Linked DNA regions of Mus musculus: region 1 is linked to region 2. The links are chromatin loops, found by intact Hi-C in ENCODE. Cell type or tissue: heart. All regions are shown on one strand. Each heading gives the region's core, and the rest is flanking DNA. Links, peaks and the distances in the headings are about the cores only. Region 1 holds the start of Txndc5 (thioredoxin domain containing 5). Region 2 holds the start of Ssr1 (signal sequence receptor, alpha).

Region 1 (9,619 bases), core at 726-8,725, 530 kb after region 2:
TTTGCAACAGTAACAGAAAACCAAGACACCAGCAAAGCAGGAGAAGCCAGAAAGAAGCACAAAAAGATTTCCAAAACCAGTTTCGGAAGGAACTTGGCCTTCACAGCACCTTCAGCGTCCAGAACGGTAGGGAAATCACTTTCTGTGGTTTTCAGCTTTAGCCCTGTGTAAATTATCCAGTCTGCAATGCAAATACAGCAACAGAACAGGCCTGAGATATCCTCTTAAGAAGCCAGTTTGTCAGCTTTCTGTTGTTAAAGGATCTGAGATCATCAGCTTAGAAAAAGAAACAGTGTATTGTGACTCCCTGTTTTGGGCAACTGGGGCCATGAGATACTTGAATTTGTTGCCTTTGGTCTACACAGCAGGATAGAACCTAACAGGCCCCTCTCCTCACAGTAGACCTGACACAAACCAACCAACCAGGACCGAGATCACAATATCTCCTTCAAGGACATAGTTTCAGTGAATTGCCACCCACTTGGTCCCACCTCCTAAAGGTTGTATAAGCTCTGCTTATAGAAGGTTCGCAGCACCGCTGGGTTTTGGGGGGACTCATCTAGACTGAAGCAGACAGTCATAATTTGTGTCATAAAGCCATGTACATGCCTGCTGCACTCTAGTTTGTCACCCTCCTTCCCAACAGACTTTATGTTAATTGAACAAAAGAAAAACTTCAGCAGTGATAACCGTTCAAAGCAGAAAGTCAAACCAAAAGTGCTAACAAAGTCTGAGCCGGCTGTGTGACGCATCACCTGTAGCTGGACCTCGGGCAGCCAGACCCCACTACTGCACTGCAAATGCTCTCTTTCTCAGCAACAGGAAAAGCCAACCAGAATTAGTTAAGGCTTTCCCCATGCAAAGTTCAAAAGATGTCTACAACCAACAGTGTTCAATACAGTCTTGTTTTAATAGCAGGGCACACCTGCTTACATTCAGCGCCTGGGATCTAGGAAGGAAGTTACCAGAAGCTGAGCTTGAACGTGCCTTGGCCATAGACCCACACATGGAGAAAGCCCAGCCCTTCCTTACTCACGTGGGGTATCCTCGCACTCCCTGGGCAGAGCACACGTCGGAATCAGCCGTGCAGTCCACTTTGGCCACGTAGACCTTGGCATCCTCCATGCTGTTGTACTTGTCTCCCAGGTCATTCCAAGTTGGCTGCAGCCGCTGGCAGTGTCCACACCTACAGGGAAGCCAGGAGAAGGGCACACTGAGCCTCGGTTCCCAGGGTGTCCAAATGTACTACTTCAGTCTTCCCCACTGAGCAAGCAAATCCCCACTCTTTCTTCTCTCTGCAGCAGACAGATACCTCACAACGACACTGTTCTCTACATTAATCTAAATCAGGAGGCCACTGGCCCTAGTATTCTTTTTTGACCTCTATGCCAGACCCTGCCTCCTAGACTTTTAATTGACCTCCGAGTAAACGTGTGATATTTCTGTTTCCTGGAACGTATAGCTTGTTGTGCCCCTGGAGCTCAAGGTATGCCGTCACCCTACTGAGACCTGCTCTAAAGTCTATCAGGCTGATTTCTAAGTTTCCTTCAGATCTAGTTTGGCATCACTTCCTCCAAGAAGACTTCCTTGTCTCTCTCAGGAGACTTGGAATCCATTCTCATTTCCTCCTCCTTTTCTGGTGGTCTTCCCTGCTCGCCCAACCAGCTTTACGCTCTGTTGTAACTGTTTATTTATAAGGAAAGGCCTCCTCCACTATGTAACCAAATGAGTGCAAATACAAAGCAATTTCAAGAATTATCAGCTCTGCACCTTGTCCCATCAAAAGCCTTAAAATATGTACATTTAAATTTTGTATTTATTTAGACAGGTCTTGGTTATCCAAGGCTGGCTTTGAGCTATCTATGTAGCTGAGGATAACCTCGGACTTCTGACTTTCTTACCTTCACCTTCTAAGTGCTGGGATTTTAAGTATGCAGAATGCTGGAGATCAAACCAGGGCTTTATGCATGCTCGGTAAACACTGTACCATGGGAGCTACATCCCCAGTGCTCCAAACTATCTATCATTACAGAAGAGTTGGTGGTAAGCTGGACATCTGCAGTTGGTAGGATCAAATGTCTCGTGTTGACTATGTGAGTTTAGTTATATACAAACACTTTAAAGTGTTTGTCTATGACTATCATTTGTATATAATTGATCATTTAAAACAATGCTAGCAAGACTGTGGCCTCTTGCCTCTCTTCACACTTCACTACAGCATATCTCTTGTCACGGGATCTAAAGGACAGGGCTGGCCACCATCTTGCATGTATATCACATGTATGCTATAGCACATTGGCGTTTTGAATGAGTGCATACCACACAGCATTATGGCACAGAACTGATTTTCCTTTCTTTCTTTACCTAACAAACAAATTGTTTGTGTTTATTACATAACTAATTGCTCCAATGCCTTTTAAAAGAATCCTTTTTTGGGGGAAAAAAAAAAAGCTCACTTACAAGAGTGAAAGGCACTGGCAATTGTGAGCTTGCTCTCAAATACATTCTCAATAAAATCTTTAAGCTTCTTTTTTTACCTGACTTCCAATGCATGCATCTGAAGGCGGCATTGGAAAGTCAGCATAAAGCTAATGTCTCTTCCTGGCGGGGCTTTCCTGGGCAACTAAGACAAATCCCTGCTTTATAAAGGCCTAAATAAAACAGGATAGAGAAGGCTCAGTAATTAAGGGCATGTGTTACTCTTTCAGAGAACCCAGCACCCACATCAGGCAGGTCCCCATGCCTGTAGCTCTGGTTCTATGGAATATGACACCATCTTCTGACCTCCTCAACACACATGGCACCCAAACCCACAGAGATGTACACATGTGCATACATAAAAATAAACTATGTAAACACATAAAAGCCCAAATATAGCATCACCCCCTTTTTCTGAAGGCTTGTCAGTTATACATTCCATGCAAGTGCCAAGAATGGAAGCACTGTCCGGTGCAAACACTTGAGCATGCTAAGCACTTTGGCACTTGAAGCAGAGGGATGGGGTACCACACAGGGAAACTGTATTTGAGGATTTAACTTCTGTGAACTCAGCAAAATGAGTTAGTTCAGCAAGGTCATGGGTAGGGAAAGAGCGGATAGCAAGGAAGAATGGAGGCCCAACGGCTCCGTAAGTGTGTACACAATGGGGCCTGTGGACTTTATGCTCCCCAGTTGGCCCATGTTCCTGTTTGCTCCTCATGACATCTGGTGCCTAATCAAAGAAAGCAGATTGGTTCTAATGCTGGTAAGGAACCCAGCTATAAGATGTTGCTGGAAGATAGATGAGTGGCTGCCCTAATGGATTTTCTTTTTCTTTTTCTTTCTTTCTCCTTTTTTAAAAACTAGATATTTTATTTATATTTCAAATGTTATCCCCTTTCTTGATTCCCCCCCCCAGGAGCCCCCATCCCATCCCCCCTCCTCTTGCTTCTATGAGGGTGCACTCCCACCCACCCACTCCCAACTCCCCACCCACGCATTCCCCTACACAGGGGCATTGAGCCTTTCCAGGACCAAGGACCTCTTCTCCCATTGATGCCCGACAAGGCCATCCTCTGCTACATATACGGCTGGAGCCATGGGTCCCTCTATGTGTACTCCTTGGTTGGTGGTTTAGACCCTGGGAGCTCTGGCTGGTTGATATTGTTCTTCCTATGGGGTTGCAAACCCCTTCAGCTCCTAAGGGTTGTCCTGATGTTAGCGGAATTTGATCAGATATGCTCAGTTTAGAGTTGTAGATAGACATCCTCTATACCCTTGAAAGGGTTCTTATGAAAACAATACAAGATTTAAAAAGAAGATAAAGATTTAGTTCCCTCTAACCCAAGTTAACCTGACCACTTGGGGTCATCACCACACAGGCAAGCCTCTCCCCACCCAGGAGGACTAAAGAGTCCACTGCTTCTCTCTAACTGGCATTTCTGGTTTGGAGCCCTTGTGGATACAGCACTACAGAGACTGCCGGCTGTATTCAGATGTGGCCTGGAGCCAAGTGACAGAGCAAAGGCACCTAACCTTACCTTTGACCTAACTGTCCCTAGGTTCAGTGTGACCAGATGCTGGCACCAGATCAACAGCAGGAGGACAATCCTGCACCCACAAAGCTTAGAACAAATACAGAGACAGGTCAGTGCCATCACTACACAGTGTCCTTGCCCCAGCATCACACATGGACAGTGAACATTCCAGGCACTCACGGTGAGAAAGAAGTGGGGAGAGGACCCAGCGTAGTCTACCTTGAGTACCATGTTGTTCTTAAAATTTTGAAATCTTAGCACTCTGTAGGCTGAGACCAACAAAGTCATGAGTTCAAGGTCAGCTTGGCTACACAGAGAGATCCTGCCTCAACTTCCCCTTAAAACATCAAAAACCCAGCCTTCAAAGGCCATGGGTGGGCTCCTACATCTCTCTAATATTTTTATCAGAATAGCAAGAAGCAAACAATTGAAGGCTTATCCTAGAGAGCAGCCTCGACCTAAACGTCTGTAAGCCATAGAGTTAAAAAAAAAAAAAAGAATCTGTGGTGTATACCCCAACTGGCCAAGACTAGCTGGTTATTCATTGCATATATTCTAAACTTAAAACTCCATCAGCACTCCAGAGAACCTAACCCTGCCTGCATGTCAACTTTTCTCATAAAACTAAAAACCCTTAGATTTATTCCACCGAAATCAACTCCAATTAAGTCCTGTGGTGTACTTAACTGGAATCACTACTTTGAGACGACTTGTGCACAGAGTAACTATTAACGCGACTGACTGTGGCAGACTCCCAGTCTTTTTCTTTCAATGGTAGTTCTACAGACTCAAGTGGCTGTTCTTGGGAATGTAAAACAGTGTATCCCATTCCTGCATTCTTAACTGATAATGGCTGTGAGCCAAAATGATCCCCTCCCCCACAAAGTTAATTTAACACTAAACGAATTGAAATGCAGTAATAGCCCGCTCTAGGGTTATGGGCAAAGTTTCTCCCACTTTAGAAAAATACAATCACTGACTACATTGGATTCCACAGGCACATTTTTCTTAACTGCTTAACCCCCTGTCCTTAATGAGTCCCTACTGAGCTAGAGGAAGAGTACTTTGCTCAGCAATAAACACAGCCAGAACATCCCACATCTCAAGAGCCTGTGCTCTAAATACCGCTTTCTGCTGTGGACCGGAGAACTTCTTTCTCTGAGCATCTAGGCCCCAGTAGCAAAGCACTGCTATGTCTAGACTAATTCTTGGGGTAGTGAGGTGCACCAGGAAGCCCCAACCGAAGAATGGAAGCCTGAAGTTATGACTTTTAGGAAGAACAGTTCGACCTCACACTTTCCAAATGACCGGGCCCCAAATGAGAACAGGAGGTGAAAGAGTTAAAGGCCTTGAGAATACAGCTCACATCCACTCCAGCGTGCAGCGGAGACTCCAAAACTGGCACCTCGCTGGACTCCAGGGGCCGGGGAAGTCTCAGTTCCCGACCTAGGCTATCTTTTCCTACCCTCGACACACAAAGTGGGCAATCACATCTTGAGGGGGCCTTAGATTTCCAATCCAACCCAATATTGATGGGCCAGCAGGAAGAACCCTTCAGGATAGGGCACGTGGACGCCGGGCTCCCGCCGCGTCCGGCCAGCACAGGAAGTTTGGGGAGCTGGGCAGGGGACAGAAGCGGGGGATGCCTGGACTCCAGCAGTGTGGCGGGGTGGAGAGGCTTTTCCGGGTCTCCCCTCGGGGCCCGCCCTTCCTAGCTCGCAGGCCGGCGGCTAGCGCCACGTCAGCGGCGAGGCCCGAGCGCGGCCCACGCCCCCGGCGCAGCCTGCGCGGCCTCGCGCCCTCTCCCCGGTCCCCGGCTCCAGGTCCCTGGTCCCCGGTCCCAGATCGGGCTCCGCCGGCCTGCTGGAGCTGCAGTTACCAGGGCGCGAAGAACATGACGAAGTGCGCGGCGCTCTGGATCCCGTGCGTGAACATGTCGGCCGTATACAGGTGCTTGGCGTGCGGGTCCTGCTCGACCCCGCTGTCCGCTTCCACCTCCTGGGCCCGGGCGCCTTTGCGCGCCCCGAGCAGCAGCAGGAGCGTGGCCAGGGCCGGCAGCCCGGCCAGCGGCTGGAGGAGGCGTCCTGGGCGCGGGGGCATCGTGGCGGGGCTGGCGAGCTCTCGCTCGTGCCGCGGGTCCCCTCCGCGGCGCCGCTCCCGCCCCGGCTCCTCCCACGACCGCAGAGCCACGCCTCAATCACGCCCCCGCTCGCAGAGCCACGCCCCCTGTCCCGCCGGCTCACCTAGCAACTTGCTGTCTTCTGCTGAAAGCCACCAGGAAGAGGTCGCTTAGGTCCTGGGGTCCTTGTGCAGCACCTCCAGCGCTATCTCAGTCCGGTTCCCTTCCATCCCGCTGAGCTCATTCTCCTTCCCAAGCTCCTCATCAGCCTTTCCCTGCTAGGGACGAAGAGGCCAAGCTGCCAAGCTATGGAACAGTGGCAGCTTCTGTTGATAACTAATCAGACACCAAGAGACCCGAGAGTTTAGGACCAAGCTGAGCTGCTGTCAGCAGAAAGGAGGAAATCAGGCAAACGTGTGTGGGGTTTGCTCTTGCATAAGTCAGATTCTTAGCCAAAGCTCAACTGTGATTTGAGGGCCTGGCCTCAGGGGGTGTGATGAAACCACTTCCCAAGAGCACCTCCTCTGTTATCCTGCCCTGCCTTCACTTTGAAAAGGAAAGGCAGTCAAAGTGGCCCTTCCTTCAGGCCCTGGCTAGTGCCCTGTGTGCCCTAACTCACCCTGGATAGGAAAATGAATGGCAACAGCTGTTCTGGGTGAGAGCTAACGCCTGGGCTGGGGCGCATGGACCCACGCCAACTCTTGAACTTTAAGTCGGGTGGCAATCTAAGCTCCCTGCCCTGCCTTGAAAACCTGGAGCTAAGTTAGGGAGAACGAAACAACCACTAGACACTTGAGAGAGGTCCTAGAGCTATGCTCTGTACCGATGAAAAGGAAGCTGGCATCATAAGACATATATATGGTGATCTTTTATTGGGAAAAAGCAACGGGCATAGTAAGAAGAGTACATGGCCATCTTGTATTGGACTTCTGAGCAACACTTCTGAAAATCACCTGATCTTTATTAGCCTCAGCCTCCCTAAACCAAAAGCCTGGGTTAGCAACAGTTGGGGGTGGTGGTAAAGGGAGGGGCAGGGAAACTCACATCATCTGTAACTATTCTCATGTTAGGTTCGTCCACCTGTAAATGTTTAACCATGGTTTTCCAAACACCAAACTGCAGCATCTCTTGCTTGCCCCCTCTCTCCCTTTGTGCCCTCACATTCTGAGTAAGCACAGTTCAGCCAAACGCTTCTTCCGGCTTTCCTAACCTGAACAGACCTAAACTTGCCCATCGCAGGAGAAGTTCTATGAGCATCCTTTGCCCACGTGATTTTGACTATGGCAATTTGTTGCTCCAACTTGAACCAGCACACCAACTCTGCCCAGTAGCCTTGGCATACAGACTAAAATAGAAATCCCTGATGCTGTCCTTGAAGGCCTCCTGTGATGTGCTCTGCCATGCCTCGTGTCCTGTGAGGCTTGCTGGTGACCAGAAATCCAAGAACTCTTGCCATGTCATCTGTACTGTCAAGGTCAAAGCTTTATGCTCCTCAATACTTCTCTCACTTCATTGCTAAGACATCGCAACAGAAGGTACTATGTTTATAATATCAACTCCTTTTTCACCTGCCCAAAGCTGTGTGGTTCCAGATCCCTTTGGGGGTCAAATATCAGCTATTAACATTATGACTTGTAACAGTAGCAAAATCCTAGATTTGAAGTAGCAATGAATAGTTTTATGGTTGGGGTCACCACAACATGAGGCCCTGCATTAGAGCGTCACAGCATGAGGAAGGTTGAGAACCACTAGCACAGACCATAGCTCTTGGAGCCCTCTCGAACGCTGGCTGTTGGTTGATGTTTCACTCTTGCGTCTCGTGCAGTTGAGACGAAAGGCAGATAGCACCCTTTACCAATGTGTTCCCTTCTATCCACAGACCTTCAGCTCCCGACATATTGGATCTACTGAGCATCCCACCATCATCTGCCCTTGCAGTTTTTGCCATCCTCCCAGGACACTCTCCTATTTCACTGAAGACTGTGGTGCCTTCCAGATGACAGAATTCCCAACAACCCTTTCCTGTCATCATTCCTGGTGACTTTGGTGATTTTGACATTTCCATCAGGAACCCCTTTATACAAGGGAATCTAGAATGTTTACTGTTTCTAATATCTGGATAAAGGTGCTAGGGTTTGGGTCTTGAATGTAAACCTCTGTGGGTCCATGTGTTGGAGACCTATCTCCAGAGTGGTGCTAGTGGAAGGGGGTAGAATTTTTAGATGCAGGGTGGGAGGTTTTAAGATCATTGAAGGTGTGTCTTCAGAGGCGATCTCAGGAGCCCTACCACTCATTCCCTGCCTCCTAAGGTGAGGAGCTGTATTCCCACCCTGGGGAGCTGTCTAAAGCACTGAGGTGGCTATGAACACTGCCCAGAACCTCCAAGCCTGACAGTCAAATACTTTTCTTCTTTGTGTCTCAGGTATTAACTGCAGTGGCCAATTGTTGTGGAGGCTCTCTGTTACTGGTATGGTTACTGTTTCTGTCAATGTGACTCTGACCAGGAATACTCTATTGACTGTTTCTCTGCGGCATTGATACAATGACAGGAACTCCACCTGAGTCTGCCATCCTTTTGGCTTCTCTATTAAAGGCTCAGAGCTTTGCCTCCAACTCACCTTCATCCTCTCTCTCTCTCTCTCTCTCTCTCTCTCTCTCTCTCTCTCCCTCTCTCTCTCTCTCTCTCAGACCTCATTCATCCCCATAGCTGTACACACTTCCAACGCAGACAGCACCACAAACCTTTCACTACGAAGAACTTGTCTGACCCGAGAAGGAGAGAACTCTTGCACTGTGTCTCTCTGATGGGAGCATTAGTTTCTGCCATACCCTTTCCTTTCCGCAGCAGCCCTTGCTCAGTGTGTAAGCTCCACAGAGTTGAGAAGATGTCTGACGCCCAGCAGGTATTGGACTCATGTTTATGAAATGAATAAATGGGAAGTCCTATTTGTCTCCTCTCAGAAGCTGATTTCCTTGAGAGGGTCCTCAGAATCACAGGGAGATGTCCCAAGTAAACGACCCATGATCATGGGGGCTATTACTGAGCAGAGGCATCATGGCCCACAGTCCTATGACTGCACACCATGGGCCTTCATGGGGTTGCAGCTCATTCCAGTGCCAGTTTTGGGGTGCATGGTGAAGCCACCTAGTTACAACACTCTCTGTGCCCCAGGGCATTCTGTGAGAAGTGCAGCAGTAGTAATTACCCCTAACCAAGAGAAGCTATAGCTTTCGGTCCACCTCCTCATGGTGCCAGATACCCTAAAATAGCACTCTGACCAAAGGAAGACCCCACAAAAAGCTCAGAAACTGAGATGTTGCCACCTGAATGACTTTAACAGGTGCATCCTGAGTTATTATTGGGCTGAAAAATGCTGCTTTTAAGCAGGGACCGAAAGTAAATGCATCCGGTTGTTCTAACTTCGTCAGAGCATTCTGGGGGTGCCTCTAGAGAGAGAGAAAATATGTTCTTTTTCTAAAAAAA
Region 2 (9,593 bases), core at 1-8,000:
GGAAAGCCACCTCCTGGATCACCGTGTCCCTCCACCTTAACCTCCAGCTCTGGGAAGTGTGACCAAGGGTGCATGTACGTATGAATCTCAAGACAACTCAGGCCTCTGCCATAATCTCCCAATTCGCCCATGTCTTCACTGCTGAGTGTAAGTCGCTAATAAGAAACCTGGAGAGGAGTTACAACCAAAGCCGAGGTCACTGTCCCAGAGGTAACTTCTGGAAGGACAGAAGCTCTACGAGGTCATCTTTCTTCCACAAACTCCATACATCGAGGGTACTTCTGCTTCCTCTTTCAGCTCATCCTGACCATTTATTTTTGTGATAAGAAAAATTCAGACCACCTTCTTAAAAAGACCTAATTCCTCCCCTTTGGATCGCCTTTCTCCACAGTAAGTACATTCCAGTGCCAGAAAGTTCAAGTAATCCAGAAAAATGATACAATCCATTACTATCATGTAGGCTCAAATTTCAAAGCCCTAAACATCATCTTTAATCCTAAATTAAATTCCAATATACTCTAAATTATCTTACCCAAAGCACTACTTTGGTCAAATATTTACAACTATGAAACAGGAATGTATTGATCTGATCAAGGCTGTTCATGTAATGAGACAGGTTGAAGATGCAAAGCCTCAGAACGGAAAACTTGGCACAGATCGACAGAAAGCACACACATTAACGGTCTTCTACTCAGAGGAGACACTACGCACCTACATAGCAAATCACTAACAACAACAACAAAAATTAATAGAAGAGCAAAGCACCGATTGAGTGGCTGGCATGTCCATACAAATGAAAACAAAAAATCTACGAAGGACTGATGCAGGAAATAAAATTAGCAAATTAGCAGGAAGCATGTTGCAATTGAGCTCCTTTTTAAAAAAAAAAAGCTTTCTGTGTACGGGTGTTTTGCCTTCGTGTATATCTACGGACCATATGCAAGCAGCATCCACAGAAGCCAGGACAGGGCACCAGATCCCCTGGAACTAGACTTACAGATGTTTGTGAGTAGCTATGTGGGTGCAGGGGAAGAGAACCCAGGTCCTCTGGAAGAATAGTCAGCACCTTACCTGCTGAGCCATCTCTCCAACTGAGCCAGTTATTCTTACTGTCATTAGGAGAGCACAAATTTCAGAGCTAGCTTCTAAGCCATCTTCTCTAACCCTTACTTACATAGAGGTATTTTATCTCCTGCTCTTCAACCCTTGCTCCCTAAACACACACACACAACCCCCCAAAAATATCAACTTTAAGAAAGAAAAAAAAAAAAAAAGCCGGGGCAGTGGTGGCACACGTCTTTAATCCCAGCACTTGGGAGGCAGAGACAGGTGGATTTCTGAGTTCCAGGACAGCCAGGGCTATACAGAGAAACCCTGTCTCGGGAAAAACAAACAAACAAACAAACAAACAAACAAGCAAGCAAACAAAAACCTCTGTTCAATCTAGTACCCAGAACAGTACTTGGCTATATGGATGGTAGAGTCTCCCCATAGGAGTCAATGGCAGGTTACAAGCACAGAAAAGGACAGACCTAGGAAGCGAAGCACATGATCTTGATTTGTTCAGTGTACCCTGTCTCCCCACTACTCCAGAAGGCCCTTGCGCTCATGCTCAGTGACTTGCCCTTAGACCAATTCCAACCCTGGGGAGACAGCTCAGAGGCTCAGAGCAGTACTGCTTTTGCAGGGGACCCATGTCTGAAAGGTCACAACTGTTTGCAACTTCAGCTCCCTGTGATCCAACGCCCCTGGACTCCCCAGTATTTGCTCTCACATCCAAGTACCATACAAAACCATACACATAAAACTGAAGAGGTAATTGGCAAACTTGCCTATAAAAAGAGTACATTCTTAGTTGGAATCTCTACTCAGAATATATCATATATATTCTATTATTATTTTTTTTCCTTTTTTTGTTTTTGTTTTGTTTTTTTGAGACAGGGTTTCTCTGTGTAGCCCTGGCTGTCCCAGAACTCACTCTGTAGACCAGGCTGGCCTCGAACTCAGAAATCCACCTGCCTCTGCCTCCCGAGTGCTGGGATTAAAGGCAAGCTCCACCACACCCAGCTATATTCTAAATATGGTATAGAGAACTTACCAAATCTGTGGGTTCATCTTCTTCTACTTCAGCTTCATCATCTTCATCTTCAATTATTGAATCTTCCACTATTTCTTCATCTTCTGTAGGATCTTGAGCCAAAGCTAATGACCCTGAAAATAAAAAAAAAATAAAAAAATAAAAAAGAGCAGTTAACCTTTATCTTTGTCTTTAAACATGAGGTCTAGACAAGAAAATGTTCCACCTATTGTAATATAGTCTCCCTGGTCAGTTGAGCAATGCCACTGCACAAAAAATATTTACATTTTTTACTAGTAGTCTTAACTACTACATTATAATTTTAATGGGAATCTTTTTAATATAAAAAGGCAAAACAACAACAACAACAAAAAAAAAACAAAAAAACAAAAAAACGGGGCAAGCCAAATGGCTCAGTGGTTAAAGGCACTTGCTGCCAAGCCTGACCATGTGAGTTTGATTCTTGGTATGCACCCTGCAAATTGTCTCCTAGCTTCTGGATATATATTACAAGGCAGACAGGCAGACACACACTAAATATAATAAAAAATTAAAATAAATAGTGGCAGCTTCGTGGTTAGTAGCAAAGAAAAAAAATCCAACTATTTTTGCACATGACTTCAAGCATAGTTTCAGACATTTAAAATATCAAAAAAAATAAGGGCTAATCATAATGCTAATTTATAAATCAGAGACTTGTTGACAAAGCTTTCTCAAAAACCACACAACATCACTTTCAGGCAAAACTCTACAAAGCCCTTTAAAGTTCAAGCAGTTCTTATTACCACTTCTCGGGGAGCGATGATGTGGCAATCCAGCAGCGAGGGAAAATGTGGGAACAGCCACATGTGCAAAGCCCAAGAGAAAACACTATCTTTAAAACCATGATTTTTTTAAGTCTTTTTACTTTCCCGAGTTAAAACAGTTCATTCATAGTTTACAGGTAATTTATCAAAAGCCAGATTTAAAGAAAGAAAGAAAACCCCAATGGTCTAAGGTTGTAGTGTGCATATGTGCCTTGCATGCCTGGCACGATGGAAGCCCTGGGTTCATCCCCACCACTTCATCCACGGGGTGTGGTGACACCCTGAAACCCAGCACCCCAGAGGTACAGGCACAAGGATCATAAGTTCAAGGACGTGCTAGCTAGGGCACCAACTTACAACGCAGCCAGGGTTACCTACATGAGACTCGGTCTCAACATCTGTCTTATGTCCCCACCACCACACTCCCAAGCCAAAATCCCTAACAGCTATAATTCAAAGTCATACTAGTTACTAAGTAGAAGCCAAGCACTTCTGTGTGCTTGGCCAAAGAGTTCATAACATGGCTCGTTATTTCTCATGCCCTGGGCCACAGAAACTTAGAGAAAGAAAAGGAATTCTTTCTGGTGACCACTCAAACTAGTTGTTTTTATAAACTAGCAAAATTAATGGACATGGCGGGCAAGGGGGAACAAGTTTCTACGTTTTTACATTCTGCCAAGTTTTTAGCCCAGGTCAATCGTTGGAAAGAATAAACTTACAAAGCTCGAAATAACTTTTTCGCAGCATATTTTCAACCAGCAAAAACTGGCTGGAAAAGGGAGGGGAGGGGAGAGAAATTAGAAAAGGAAGGAGGAGGCCATCCGGCCATACTCTACGGTAGCGGCTGACAAGCAGCCGGAGGAAGGGGACGGATTTGGACACCGAGCCTCGCGGTCCACACAGACCGCGATGGGCGAGCGAGGGGGCCGGGCGAACACGATCCACGCGCCGAGGAGAAGAATCTACAGTGGGCGAATGAATGGAGGCGCGCCGGCGTGTGGCTAGCGACACGTCAGCGCAGAGCTTGGGGACGGGCGGCCCGCGGCGAGCGCGGGCGGAGAAGCGAGGCCGACCCTGGCGTGGGTCCTGCGGACCGCGGGCTTCGGGCCCGCGCTCGCTGAGGACGCCGAGCTGCGGGGGGTCCCGGGGCGGGGGATAGCATGGCCCACGAGAGCCGGGCCGGGGGTCGGCCGCGGTCCCCAACCCAGCCCCGCGTCTCTCACCTCCGGGGCCGCCTCGGAGCAGCACGGCGGCGGGAAAGGCCAGCAGGAACAGCAGCAGCAGGCGGGGGAGGAGTCTCATGGTACGGCCGGTCAGCGTCCGGTGCGGGTCCGCTAGGGCTCTCGGAGGCTCTGGCGGTAATGGCGTTACTCTTCATCCGGGCCGCGGTGGAGGGGCGGGGCACGCACGCACGCGCGCCATCCGTCGCCCCTCCCCGCCACCGTCGACGTGGCCTCTAAGCGCCCAGGGGCGGGGCCTGCGGGCCGGGAGATCACGTGGCCGGCGGTGGCGGGGACCAGGGGAGCCTACGGGCTCCCGCGAGAGCCTAGCTGAGCAGGCTTATCTCTTCCAGATGCTTAGCATCGCTTTGTCCCCCGTTGCTTTGAGGGGCCAAGGAGTGGAAACTTCCCGCATGTGTGGCAGTTGAAAGACAGAAAGTAAAGGATATGGATAACGACAAAATAAATAAATAAAAATAAAAAGCCGAAAGTGATGTCTCACATTGTAACCCCAGAGTTTGAGAGATGGAGGCAGGAGGATTGCAGCGAGCTGGAGACCAGCCTGGGCTATGTAGCGAGTTCGGGGCAAGACTGGGCTACAGAGTTAATACCTTGTCACAAAATTCTACCCCCCCTGCAATAAACAATCGGAGTTCTGGAGTTTTATTCTTTTAAATTTGACTGTCTCTCTGGTGTATAATTGCCAGTGCACAGATAGATGTAAAGGTCAGTCAAAGGACAACTTCTAGGGAACTGATTCTCTCCACATTTTAGATGGGTTCTGGGCTTGAACTCTGATCATTAGAGGTTCAGTTCTGTAATTTTTCTTAACAACCCAAACTTAGCAATTACCTAGCCTTTCTGCAGTTTCTACGCCAAAGATCTCACTTCTGGCATATTTCTGGCAACTTCAGCTGGTCAGTGTGAAACACTCGGGATGTAGTGGCTGCGCTGAGAACCTCCAGCCACAATCCTGATTCAGGGACTGTCTTGGTTACTTTTCTGTTGCTGTGAAGAGATACCATTACCAAGGCAACTTATAAAAGAAAGTGTTTGATTTGTAGGCTTGTTTACAGTCTCAGAGGGTGAGTTCCTGACCATCGCATCAGAGAGAATGGGAGCAGGCAGGCAGTGCTAACGTGGAAGCTGAGAGCTTATATGTTCAGCCCCAAAGGACAAGGCAGAGAGGTAAGTCCAATGGTACGGACTTTTGAAACCTCAAAGCCCACACCCAACAATGCACCTCCTCACATAAGTCCTTACCAAACAGTTCCACCAACTGGGATGTAACATTCAAACACAAGCCTACTGGGGCAGTTCTCATTCAAACCACTACACAGGTTAAGCAGCCACCAGGATCATTGGAGCCTCTGAGCCACAGAGGGACAAATAAACTCCCCTCAGAATTGTTGAAGATGACTGAAGTGGAAGTCACAGACCATATCTCAACTTAATTAACCCCAGTAGGTTCAGATCAGATGAACACATGTCTGACCTGAACAGGGGAAAGAGACTGTCTATAAATTCTATGAACATTAAGGAGTCAGAAGTGCCACCACCTGAAGTCAGACCTCAGAAAGGGAGACAGTGAGATCTTCGGTACAAGGACAGTGTCTCTGTACCATCCCCTCAGTTACAGTCCTTGTCAGTTTCTTGTGCCAGGAGACACTCCCGGGTTAAATACGAGGATCTTGGATATTTGATGGGGTTGAAGACTAATTATAGTCTCACAAGCAAACTTAAGTTGTTTAGCATTGAAAGAGATGATATAGATTTGAAAGGATGTTTTTCAGATGGTAATGTGTACTGGCTGGTTTTGGGTGTCAACTTGACACAAGCTGGAGTTATCACAGAGAAAGGAGCTTCAGTTTGGGAAATGCCTCCTAGAGATCAGGCTGTGGGGCATTTTCTCAGTTGGTGATCAAGGGGGTAGGACCCATTGTGGGTGATGCCATCCCTGAGCTGGTAGTCTTGGGACTTGCTTGTAAGAGAGCAAGCCAGGGGAAGCAAGCCAGTAAGTAACATCCCTCCATGGCCTCTGCATCAGCTCCTGCTTCCTAACCTGCTTGAGTTTCAGTCCTGACTTTCTTGAGAGATGAACAGCAATGTAGAAATGTAAGCTGAATAAACCCTTTCTTCCCCAACTTGCTTTTAGGTCATGATGTTTGTGCAGGAATAGAAACCCTGACTAAGACATAATACAAGCTAAAATCAGAACATAATTCAGGTATAGAATGGTAAGCTCTTTAAGTTAGGGTAAAAGGTAAAATACTGTATATAGTTAATAAATATGATGGACTGGATGTTAATTGTATATCATACTTTGTAATTTACGTGTTATGGTTATGCTCAAATTATGTCTAAGAGTTTTTTTTTTAATTTGGACAGAAAGGATGAAATTTGGGAATTGGTTTTAATGCTTTGAATTAATCCAGTCTCCCAAGTCGGGAATATGCTGAAGGTCCTTGTCCCCAACTGGTTTCTGATGGATCAATAAAGAGCCAACAGCCAATGGCTAGGCAGACAGACTGAAATGAGACTTTGAGATTGGCACAGGGTTGGAAACAAAACAGAGAAAAGAAGCAGAGATTGGCATGAGAAGAAGAAAGAAGAACGATCAGACCTAAAGGCCCACTGACACAGGCCACTTCCCCAATTGTGTTTGGGGTAGCAGAGATGAAATATAGATTTTAAAAGATCTTAATTGAGGAGTACCGGAGGGGAGTGTTTGCTAGCAGTGAGACTAGAAACACCCAGCCGTTAAGACACATTAAAATTAACTGGAGTGTGTGTGTGTGTGTGTGTGTGTGTGTGTGTGTGTGTGTGTGTGTGTGTGTATCTTTCATTCAAGAATCCCGATACCTCTTGGGCAGGTGTGGGTGTGCAACCTGTTGGGAGCACAGAGTGGTTAACTAACTACTGCTACACAAGGACAAGTTTGTTGAAACCGCAAAAACAAACAAAAAGCTGTGGTGGCCTGAATAAGATTGGCCCCCAGAGGCTCATATATTGAAATGCTTAGTAGCATTATTGGAGAAAGATTAGGAGGTGGGGCCTTGTTGGGGTGGGTGTGGCCTTGTTGGGGAAAGTATGTCACTGCGGGTGGGCTTTGGGGTTTAAAAAGCTTCCCAGGACCAGTTCTCTCTTCCTGCCGGTGGATCAGGATGTAGCACCTCTCCATCTTTATTCTGCCTGTGTATAGCCATGCTCTCTGCCTTGATGAGAGTGGACTCAGTTTCTGAAACTGTAAACAAACCTGAACAACATGCTTTCTTTTGTGTGAGCTGTCTTGGGTCATGGTGTCTCTTCACAGCAACAGAACATTCTGACATGAGCAGCTCAGAGCAGGTTGAGTTATCACGACACAGCCTTTATTGCAAAGTCCCATCTACTAATTTCAGCCTCCTCAGGACCCCTGTCTCCCCGCAACCTCTGACCCATCTTTTGGAAGGTATCTTGTTTTCTAGAAACATGGGACATCCAGGGTGATCACACTGGCACTGTTGAGACAGATCTCTGCTTTGGTCATTTGATTCCTTTATAATTTGTGGGAGCAGACAATCACTTCCCTTTATACTTATGTTTGCCTCAGCACCATGAAAAGGCCATGAGCCTCTGTACCCTCCAGGTGACTGCATGTCCTTCAGAACTTCTCTCATCCCTCACCTTCTGCCCTTAACCCTGACCTGCTTTAAAATTACAACCCTTGGGTTGGAGAGAGGGCTGTTCTTCCAGACCACCCAAGTTTGGTTCCTAGCATCCATCCTCCCAACCCCTCCCCCCCAATTCCTCTTCCTCTCAAGTCACCCCTCATAGCATTTCCTGTCTTCTCACACAATCCGTAGCTCTTGGGTCTCCTGGATGTCAATATACCATGACACAGAAAACAGTCTGACATGAGAGAACTTCATTTTGTTTTGAGGCAGGGCCATCTTGTATAGCCCCAGGTTGGCCTTAAGCCTTGAACTCTCCTGCCTCAGCCTCCCGGGCGCCAGTACTATAGGAGAATATCCTCAAGCCCAGCTCAGAAATACTTGGTGAATCAATGGGATAATGATTTTGATGTTCTTACATCTTTTCTCCTTAAATTTATAGTCTGCTTTTTAGGATATGCCCAATAATATATCAGTTGAAACAATTGTGTTTACTGCGTATGAACAAATACTTAAGTTCTTTCATGTGGCAAAGAGCTGAGGAGAATTAAATTTTTCTGCTGTATACTCTCAGGAGGGGGAAATGTCCGTGGGAAAAGGGAACAGAAAATGAGGCTGTCCTGGCAGCTCCGCAATTAGCAGCAGAGCCTCCATTCCTTCCCTAGCCCACACTTCAAAAAGAGCATGGGCAATCCAGCCACCAGACTGATCACCACAAAACCCACCACTTAACCTGCCTCTGTCCCCTCAGGCTCTGCCCTCCTTTCTCTTGCAATAAAATGTTTATAGGCCAATCGAAAGCCAGTCATCCTTTGCAGTCTAGATGGCAGCCCCTGTGTAGAGACGTGGTTTTAGAGCATCCCTCTCTACACCACAGTGAAGGCTGCTCAGTATCATCACCCCGTCAACATCCACTTCCCTCTAATACCACCTTTCAAAACTGACGGCTCGGAGGCCTCTCCTCTCAGTCTCATGTCTCATTTTGCAGTTTTCTTCTCAATGTAGTCCAAGTAGGCTTGGATTTTAACTGTGCCATTAAATCCAGTGACGCTCCTATAAGGCTTCCCTCTCCCTCCAGCTGCATAATATCTTGTACTGTATGGAAGAATCACTTGTCAATAAAAAAATGCTGTTGTCCTATTAGCTTAGGCAGGAAACAGGGAGGTGGAAGTTCTGGTACAGAGAGAGGATTCTGGGGGAGAGACAGGCATAAGGGAAGAGAGATTCGGCCCCAGACACAGAGGAAGACGGTCGCATGTAACTGAGGACCAGGTAACCAGCCACATGGCAGAACTTATAACAGGATGATTAACTTATAAGCTAGTCTTGGAACGATCCAGAGCACTTGGCCAAGGCATTTGTAAATATATTTAAGTCTCCGAGTCATTATTCTGGGACCTGGGACCAGGCAGAAAAACAGAAGCTCACAGAAAACACCGTCCAACATCCAGCACTCATTTTTCCAGGCTCTAGACTCAAACCTCTGTGCAGGACTACTACTAATACTACTACTACTACTCTCTGCAGGACTACTAAGTACTGACCACTAAGCTTCGGATACACTACCTACGGTGTCAGTCCTATCTGCTTTGGGTCTCTATGAGGGCTCGCAGGACACTTCCCTTACAGAATGGGAAGGAAGGCCCTGGTGAGAGGGAAGAGAGTGGTCAGGTGCAGTTTGAAGGCCAGGGCTAAGTGCAAGAAACCCTGGGCAGAACTGAGAGGAGGAGGAGGAGGAGGAGGAGGAGGAGTAAGAGGAGGAGGAGGAGGAAGATAGAGGCCAGAGAGGAAAAGCCTGGGAACACAAGAATGCACTTCTGGATCAGACTTCGAGCAG

The links. Peaks named below come from ENCODE experiments on the same cell type or tissue, not always from the same donor. Only the 100,000 strongest peaks of a DNase experiment are listed, where the experiment ranks them.
Region 1: it touches region 2 in a loop (2.4-fold over the local background); 2 of 42 quality-filtered maps call a loop at or near these places.

The regions. Positions count from the first base shown.
Region 1 is chr13:38,522,293-38,531,911 of GRCm38, forward strand. It overlaps Txndc5 (thioredoxin domain containing 5), which reads right to left and starts at 6,192. Exons shown (of 10, transcript NM_145367.4): 1 at 5,896-6,192; 2 at 1,037-1,186. The coding sequence starts at 6,116. It overlaps Gm31834 (a long non-coding RNA gene), which reads left to right and starts at 5,611. Exons shown (of 2, transcript XR_382215.4): 1 at 5,611-7,670; 2 at 8,015-9,619. In heart, for the core only: no CTCF peak of the experiment used is centred there; DNase peaks (open chromatin) are centred at 5,679, 6,209 and 6,549; H3K4me3 peaks cover 2,968 bases; H3K27ac peaks cover 2,305 bases.
Region 2 is chr13:37,989,899-37,999,491 of GRCm38, forward strand. It overlaps Ssr1 (signal sequence receptor, alpha), which reads right to left and starts at 4,310. Exons shown (of 8, transcript NM_025965.4): 1 at 4,107-4,310; 2 at 2,099-2,211. The coding sequence starts at 4,185. In heart, for the core only: no CTCF peak of the experiment used is centred there; a DNase peak (open chromatin) is centred at 4,333; H3K4me3 peaks cover 2,523 bases; H3K27ac peaks cover 2,322 bases.